Linked DNA regions of Homo sapiens: region 1 is linked to region 2. A link is a contact called in ENCODE Hi-C or POLR2A ChIA-PET data. All regions are on one chromosome and are shown on one strand. Each heading gives the region's core, a stretch centred on a gene start or an enhancer-like site at or near the end of the contact. The rest is flanking DNA. Distances are from core to core; before and after follow the strand shown.

What was found. Hi-C counts contacts between places; a loop is a spot of excess contacts on that map. ChIA-PET counts read pairs that join two places held with the same protein, here RNA polymerase II (POLR2A). Pooled maps may share reads with other maps.
Region 1: a loop to region 2 is called in a map with no recorded cell type, with 8 times the contacts of the local background. The contact joins the promoter of FNBP4 here to the promoter of CD82-AS1 in region 2. A Hi-C loop is called at or near these places in 1 of 37 single-sample maps with no recorded cell type and 1 of 50 pooled maps. POLR2A ChIA-PET finds 5 or more read pairs at or near these places in 1 of 52 experiments (naive thymus-derived CD4-positive, alpha-beta T cell).

The regions. Positions count from the first base shown.
Region 1 is chr11:47,765,787-47,769,630 of GRCh38, reverse strand. It overlaps FNBP4 (formin binding protein 4), which reads left to right and starts at 2,290. Exons shown (of 17, transcript NM_015308.5): 1 at 2,290-2,562. The coding sequence starts at 2,343. RefSeq lists a silencer at 2,276-2,885 and enhancers at 2,075-2,999, 3,146-3,205, 3,000-3,844.
Region 2 is chr11:44,603,743-44,607,956 of GRCh38, reverse strand. It overlaps CD82-AS1 (CD82 antisense RNA 1), which reads left to right and starts at 2,620. Exons shown (of 2, transcript NR_182290.1): 1 at 2,620-2,939; 2 at 3,227-3,449. CD82 (CD82 molecule) reads right to left here. Exons shown (of 10, transcript NM_002231.4): 5 at 2,775-2,899; 6 at 2,528-2,602.

The DNA.
Region 1 (3,844 bases), core at 1,041-3,540, 3.2 Mb before region 2:
AGTGCTTTTCTATACGATGTCTTTAATCTATAGATAACATAACCGATTAGGTCAGGGGTCAATCTTTAACTACCAGGCCCAGGGTGTGGTGCCGGGCTGTCTGCCTGTGGATTTCATTTCTGCCTTTTAGTTTTTACTTTTTCTTTCTTTGGAGGCAGAAACTGGGCATAAGACAATATGAGGGGTGGTCTCCTCCCTTAAGCCAAAATCGCACCACTGCCTTCCAACCTGGGCGACTCTGTATACAAAAAAAAATCTGTAATCTCAGCACTTTGGGAGGCCAAGGCAGACAGATCATGAGGTCAGGAGATCTAGACCAGCCTGGCCAATATGGTGAAACCACATCTCTACTAAGATACAAAAAATTAGACAGGCAAGGTGCTGCGCGCCTGTAGTACCAGCTACTCAGGAGGCTGAGGCAGGGGAATCGCTTGAACCTGGAAGGCAGAGATTGCAGTGAGCCAAGATCGTGCCACCGCACTCCAGCCTGGCGACAGAGAGAAGCTCTCTCAAAAATAAATTAATTAAAATTAAAATTAAAAAATTAGGCCAGGCACGCTGGCTCACACCTGTAATCCCAGCACTTTGGGAGGCCGAGGCGGGTGGATCACCTGAGGTCAGGAGTTCAAGACCAGCCTGACCAACATGGCAAAACCCTGTCTCAACTAAAAATACAAAAATTAGCCAGGCGTGGTGGTGGGCGCCTATTATCTCAGCTACTGGGGAGGCTGAGGCAGGAGAGTTGCTTGGACCCGGAGGGCAGAGGCTGCAGTGAGTCGAGATTGCGCCATTGCACTCCAGCCTGGGCAACAGAGCGAGACACCGTCTCAAAAAAAAAATGGCTTTAGCCCAGGAGTTTGAGGATGCAGTGGGCTATAATCATGCCACGTTACTCCAACCTGGATGACAGAGCAAGACACGTTTAAAAATAAAATTAGAAATAATCATTTTAAAAGATCAAATGCAATTCTACGTGTAAAGTGCTTGGTGACTGACACATAGAGCTCAGTAAGTATTAGATATTTTTAGTGGGAACTGAGCTGCTGCGGATATAAAAATAAATACCACTCGCATTCCTTAGTTTAGAGGGGAGACGGATGTCAACAGGATGTCAAGTGCCAGGGAGAGGCTGGGCAGGAGAGGTCACGCCTGCACTGCGTCTGCATTGCGCCCTGATGAAACAATAAAAGACTTTCATCATGTGATGCAGTAATTATTCCAGTCAGTGCAAAGGAAAAGTGAGGGAGGTGATGCTCCAAGTGGCGGGCTCCAGAGGCAGGAGACGGGAGAGGGGGCAGTGTTAAAGCAAGGGTAAATTAAAGCATGTTGACGATAGTAGTACAAAACTGGTAAGGTTCCTGTATGCCATCCCAACAATTTTAGGCTTTTTCCTTGTAGGTAGTGGAGTATCTCGTGATTTTTCCCAGCTAATAAGCGAGAAAATATGAGACATCTATTTGTGTGCTGCAGGAAATTACAAAAGCGTAAAAGACCCACTGTCCCATTTAATGTTCAATGCTATACCCAAAGTAAGCCACAATAATCCGGGCGAAACGTGGGGAAGGGCTCAGAAAACAGCACACCTTTCTTTTTTTTCTTGAGACAGTCTCACTCTGTCACCCAGGGTGGGGTGCAGTGGCGCGATCTCGGCTCACTGTAACCTTTGCCGCCGGGTTCATGCGATTCGCCTGCCTCAGTCTCCCGACTAGCTAGGATTACAGGCGCCTGCCACCGCGCCCGACTAAATCTTTTGTATTTTTAGTAGAGACGGGGTTTCACCATCTTGGACAAGCTGGTCTTGAACTCCTGACCTCGTGATCCACCCGCCTCGGCCTCCCAAAGTGTTGAGATTACAGGCGTGAGTGAGCTGGGCCCAGCAGCACACCTTTCTAGAAGACAGACAACATGAAACTCTAGGCCGAGAATAGCCACAAGATGGAGGACAAGTAGGCAAAGAAAAGGCTTGGGGAAAGCGCATGGGTGGAACCCGACGGAAGTGGGGAAGTCGTTCTAATTCAGGCCCTACCGCACTATTGGCTGGACTCTCACCCTTTTTCCTTTTCCATTGGCCACCGGTCCCTTCTCTGGGTCAAAACAGCCAATCGCCTAGCGCAGTTGGTAATCCCGCCCTTTCTCCTGGTGAGGAGGAGCCAGAAGAGCCGAAGGGTCCGAGGCGCTTGCGCAAGCGCGTGCTCCGCTGGTTGAAAGCGGATCCGGGCTGGAGGCGGTGTCACGGTGTATGAATATTGATTACGCGTCGCAGCGCCCAGGGCCCAGCGCCCAGCCTCCAGTGCCCGCCCCTCTCGGCCGCCCGACGCTCTCTGCTCGCGCTTGGGCTCGCGATGGGGAAGAAGTCCCGGGCGGTACCCGGCCGTAGGCCCATCCTGCAACTCTCTCCGCCGGGTCCTCGGGGCAGCACGCCGGGCCGGGACCCGGAGCCGGAACCCGACACTGAGCCGGACTCAACCGCGGCGGTCCCCAGCCAGCCCGCCCCGTCGGCGGCGACGACCACCACCACCGCGGTGACTGCCGCCGCGGCCTCGGACGACTCGCCTTCAGAAGGCAAGGGTGCGCGGGGGGACCTGAACTCGAGCTCAGGGCTTGCGGCCTAGGCTCCTCACGGCGCCTGGCCAGACCCGGCGAGGGAGGCGGGCGAGGTCGGCTTCCGAGGCCTGCCTGCTGCGGGCCTGCAGGCGGGGCGGCCCTGGGCTCCGGGCCGCAGAAGGGCCAGGCCGAGTTCTGCGCCCTCGGCCCGGGCCAAGCCCGAGGCGCCATCTGTGGTGCAGGGCTTGCCCCGGGAACGTTTGAAATATGACCGAAGTTCGGGCATCCTGAGTCTCCCAAACGCCCCGGGTCGGTTTTGGGTAACGCAGAGGGTGGATGTGAGGATGAGTTTCCGCGTGCGCGGCCTGTGACTGTGGGCCAGGCCTTTCCACACGTCATCTGCCTCCTTTCGGTTTTGTCGAAACGGGGATAGAGACGTTTAGAAAAAGCTCTTAATATTCCAGCTAGTAAGCATCCCCACACTAGCAGAACTGCTGGAGAAATGGAGCTGGTAGGTTCCTAAGTATTTGTGTGGTTCTCACTGGAGTGGTGCTTAGATTAAAAGTGACTCCAGGACTAGGCGCCGGAGAAGCCGCGACCGTTTCACATGTTCAGAGATCACGCTGGTTCGTTAATTGGAAAAAATCCGCAATAGCAGTGTTTGGTGTGTCTTGTAAAGGTCCTATCATAGCCTGGAGAATACTTACTGTTTTTGTATGTATTTGTAAGTATTGCAGATGTAACTTTTTAAGAGTTTTGTTTTGTTTTTTTCGAGACAATGTCTCAATCTGTCGCCCAGGCTGGAGTGCAGTGGCGCGATCTTGGGCTCACTGCAACCTCCACCTCCCGGGTTCAAGCGATCCTCCCGCCTTAGCCTCCTGGGTAGCTGGGACTACAGGACCCTGCCACCATGCCCGGCTAATTTTTGTATTTTCAGTAGAGACGGAGTTCATGTTTCCCGGGCTGGTCTCGAACTCCAGGGCTCAAGCGATCATTACAGGCGAGAGCCATCGCGCCCGGCCATGCAGATGTATTAATAATTTTTATTTACCATGGTAAGAGTCTTCCCTTGATGTTGAAGTTTGTAAGCAGATGAAAGACTCCAGGGCACGGTGACTCATGCCTGTAATCCCAGCACTTTGGGAGGCCGAGGTAGGCGGATTACTCGAGGTCAGGAGTTTGACCAGCCTGGGCGACAAGAGCGAAACTCCGTCTCAAAAAAAAAAAAAAAAAAAGATTCCAGCTCTGTGTTTATTATCTCCCAATTATTTGGGTCAATGAAATGTCCTTTCTTTTTTTT
Region 2 (4,214 bases), core at 1,371-3,870:
GGCAGGGGGTGCAATGCACAGAGCTTGGCTGGGGTCGAGAAACCCAAATCTCCAAACAAGTCCTGTTCTGGGGCTGATAGGACACCTCTGAGGCTAAGCTCCTCATTATCAGCCAAGCAGAGTTACCCAGCCGGCGGGAGGGCAGCGTGGTGGATAGGGAGGCATGGGCCTTGGACTCCAAGGCATCAGGATGGAAATCCCCACTCTGATGCATCCAAGCTGTGTGTGTCAGTGGCTGAAAGTCACTTTGCTTTCCTGGGCCTCAGTTTCTTCAAATGGAAAATGTTTGTAAATTTGAACATGTATTGCAGCTCACTTTTCTAGCTCAGCTCCTGGCATGTGGTTGGTGCCAACCTGGTGGGCCATATTTATTACTGTGAGATGGTGAATCACATAGGGTGGACTGCCCAAGATCCCTGCAGAGGCGACCAGCTTCTGAGTCATAGAAACCGGCTCACTGGGGCCTGGTTCTAATCCACCCTGATTATATCACTAACTAGGTCCTAAAGAAGCTCAGTGCCATAGGACAGAAATGAAGACCTGACCCCATGACCATTTTTCTGGGAAAGGAATTTCCCTCCCTTAACTGCTGGCTTCCTGTCTCACAGCCAAACAAGCTGCTTTTCATCTACAAAATCCACTATTTTCCACTTTTGCCTTGACTGCCAGGAAGCTCAGTGCCCAAGTTAGCCCTTAGCTACCAAGAGTATCTTGTCTTGTGAAGTTCCATTAAGTTCTAAGTTCTATTAAATGTTATTTGTTGATGTTGATGTTGGTATAGTGTTTTCTCAGTTTCCTTCCAAGAGGGATCTCAGGCAACTTGACCTTCAAGTGGTGAAGGGCAGGAGCCTATCTGGCTGCCGGCTCTGCCACCCTCCCTGGTGGACAAGAACTGGTGGCACTGGAAGCAGGGACCCTAAGGGTCTGCTAGGCCACAGGCCATGTGCAGCAGGGTCTGGGGACGGGTGAACTCAGGACTCGGAGTCAGGGAGCCTAGGCTGTCCTTACTCCTTCATCTGCAGGACGGGGATTCTCCCACGACCTTGAGAGGGCCTAGTGAGGATCTGCGAGAGGAGGAGTGTAACGTGGTCAACACTGTACTTGGTATATGCTGTGCATGGACTCAACTGGAGGGATGGTGGGTGTTAGAGTCACTGTTATCTATGTTGTTATTGCTCTTCATCTCAGAGCATCTGCTTCTCCATCTGTCAACATAAAACCCTGCAGAGCCATTGTGAGGACAAGACGCTGTATGGAAAGTTTCTAGAAGATCCCACGTGCACACAGTAGGTGCTTCTTACGTGATAACTGTGACTCACAATTAACTGGCTCACCCAACAGCCATTCTTGGCTCCTTTCTCTCTTGTGCCTCTGTCTTTAGAGTCTGAAAGTTGGATACTCACATTCTCAGCCTCTTTTGCAACCAGGGGTGGCTTTGTAACCCAGTCTGGGGAAGTCTGTTGGAGGACTTTTTTTTTTTTTTTTTTTTGAGACAGGGTCTCACTCTGTTGCCCCAAGCTCTGTTTCATGGCTCCCTGTAGCCTCAACCTCCTGGCCTCAAGGATCCTCCTGCCTCAGCCTCCTGAGTAGCTGGGACCACAGGTGAACACCACCATGGCTAGCATTTTTAAAAATTTGTTTGTAGAAATGGGGTCTCACCATGTTGCCCAGGCTAGTCTCAGAGCAATCCTCCCACCTCTGCCTCCCTAAGTATTGGGATTACAGTCATGAGCCACTGCGCCTTTTCTGATAAAAGGGATGGCCATGTCTGGCACTGCCCACTTCCCCATCTTCAGGCCACAGCGGCACAGACATCGTGCCTGGTGCTGTGGCAGCCATCTTGGAACCACGAGGTAAGTGTCATAATGCAGGAAAGCCATCCCAGCGAGGATGCTCAACAGCCAGAACCAGGGCCTCTGAGCTTCCAAACCAGACTTCCGGTCAAGTCAACCACAGATGTCCTTCAACTTTAAGCCGCTGTAAGTCTGATTTTCTGTTTCTGAAAGCTGAACATCTCCCCTCGGACACAAGACTGATGTTTTTATTAACGGTCTCCTTCTAAACCTCATTTGTGGGTGAGTGGCATGGATTTAATAGTTGCTAAAGTATCTTAATAATAACAAGAATAACATTTATTGAGTACTTATGGTGCCATGCGCTATGTGTTTCACTCAGATAATCTCGAATAATCTTTGCAACCACTCTGAGAGTTCAGTTTTCTTATTGTTTCCATTTTACAGATGGTGGAACAGGCACATAGAGGCAAGCAGCTTGCCCAAGGCCACACAGCTAGAAAGCAGGGGGGTCAGGCTAAGATCCAGGCCCAGCGGGGACTGCCCACACCTGCCGCCTTCTCTTCTAACGCTCCCCCATTTGATCACAAGGAATAGTGTCCAGGAGGCCGTCCCTGACACCTACTGGATCTGTCTGTGACAACTGGGGGGGTTCCTTGTCCATCCCCCACACTCAGTCAATCACCCCCATGGTTGGTCCAGCCCAGTGAAGAGGGAGGGAGAGAGGGGCTTACCTTGCCCATGTTGAAGTAGAAGAGGGCCCCGGCCGTCACCTGGGCAATGAGGATCAGGAGCAGGAAAGCAAAGTACTGGGGACACAGAGCAGGCACAAAGTCAGCTGAGGGTCCCCGACCAGGTGCACCCAGCCTGCGTGCCCCGAGAGATGCTCTCCACCCGATGTTACGGCCAGCGCCGCGGTCAGGCTGCACTCGGCTGGATGAGAGGAAATGGGCAGGCAGCTGCGGAGGGATCCGTACTCACCAGCCCCAGCAGGCAGCGGACCTCGTTGACGGCGCCGATGCAGCCCAGGAAGCCCATGAGCATAGTGACTGCCCCCACGCCGATGAAGACATAGGCCCCCATCCTAAGCGAGCTGGAGGAGGTTTCTAGGGGGAAGAAGAAGTACAAAATCAGTGGGCACAGCAGGTATAAACACCTGGCCTAACCGTCCAGGTCTTCTTCCGGATCCCCTCTTTGGAGCCAGGGTGTTGGGGTCAGCTGCATTCCCCTGCTGGCTTCTCACTGCCCAACAGGGAACCAGGTCACCCCCATCCCCACTTGTGTCCCTCCCCCAGTAAAATTGCAATCCACACCCTCATCCAGCCTAAGCCCCTTCCCGGCTTTATTTTTTACTTCGTAAGGCTTCTCAGGATTGAATAGACTACATTTCACTGATTCTTCTTGCTCATTGTCTGCTCTCCCCCTCCACCAAGGACCTGAGGTGCATGAGGGCAGAAGCTTCACTTTATTCCTGGGGAACCCCCAGCTCGAACAGCGCCTCTCGCAGTGAGGTGCTGTGCACAGTGAATATCTGCGGAATTGACAGACAAGAGGCTGGCTGGTTCTCCAGGGGCCACTGACATTAAGATTCCAAGCTGATTTTTAACCCGCCTTCCTTCTTGTCCATATAATAACAAACACCAGCCTTTCTTGCCCACTCACTGTGCCTCATGGGCTTTCCACACGCCGTCTCCAACTCTGACATCACCCTGCCTGGCAGGCACTAGCATGGCCATTTCACAGAAGAAAAAAATGAGGCTCAGAAAGGCGAACAGGCAAGGGCCTGAGCTGGAATTTGAAAATATGCAAATCTCCAGTGCCACACTCTTTCCACTGATGCACGGGGCACATGTATTGCTACAGGTGTGCTGCATGTTCATTCGGCCAAGAAATGTTTACTGGGTGCCCACTTCATGCCAGGCACTGTGCCAGTTGCTGGGGATGCAGAAGAGTGACTAACAAGGTCTGACATTTGGGGGTGGGGAGTGGAGACAAAAAGTACACAATACAGGTTTTCTGGTTGTGTTGGGCGCCATGAAGATACCAAAGCTGGCTAACTGCAGAGAACTGCTGGGCTGGGAGAGGGTCAGAATGGGTCGACGAAGGCCAGCCTGAGCCAGTGACATTTGAGCCAAGACATGAATGAAGAAGTCAGCCAAGCAAAGATCTGTAAGAAAAGCATTCCAGGCAGGGAACACAGCAGGTGCAAAGGCCTGAGGAAGGAGGAGCTTGGTTATTTGAAGATTGGAAAGAAGGTGAGAGAACGGACCAGTGAGAGCAAGAAAGAAGCCCGGGAGGAAATGATGCTTAGGAGGTACAGGAATGGGCCTGATGGCTAAGACCCTCTTTAGAGCTACCTGTGGACAGGCCCATTCCGGGAGGTAGAGGTCAGGAGTCCTGCAGGGGCACTTGGCCAACATT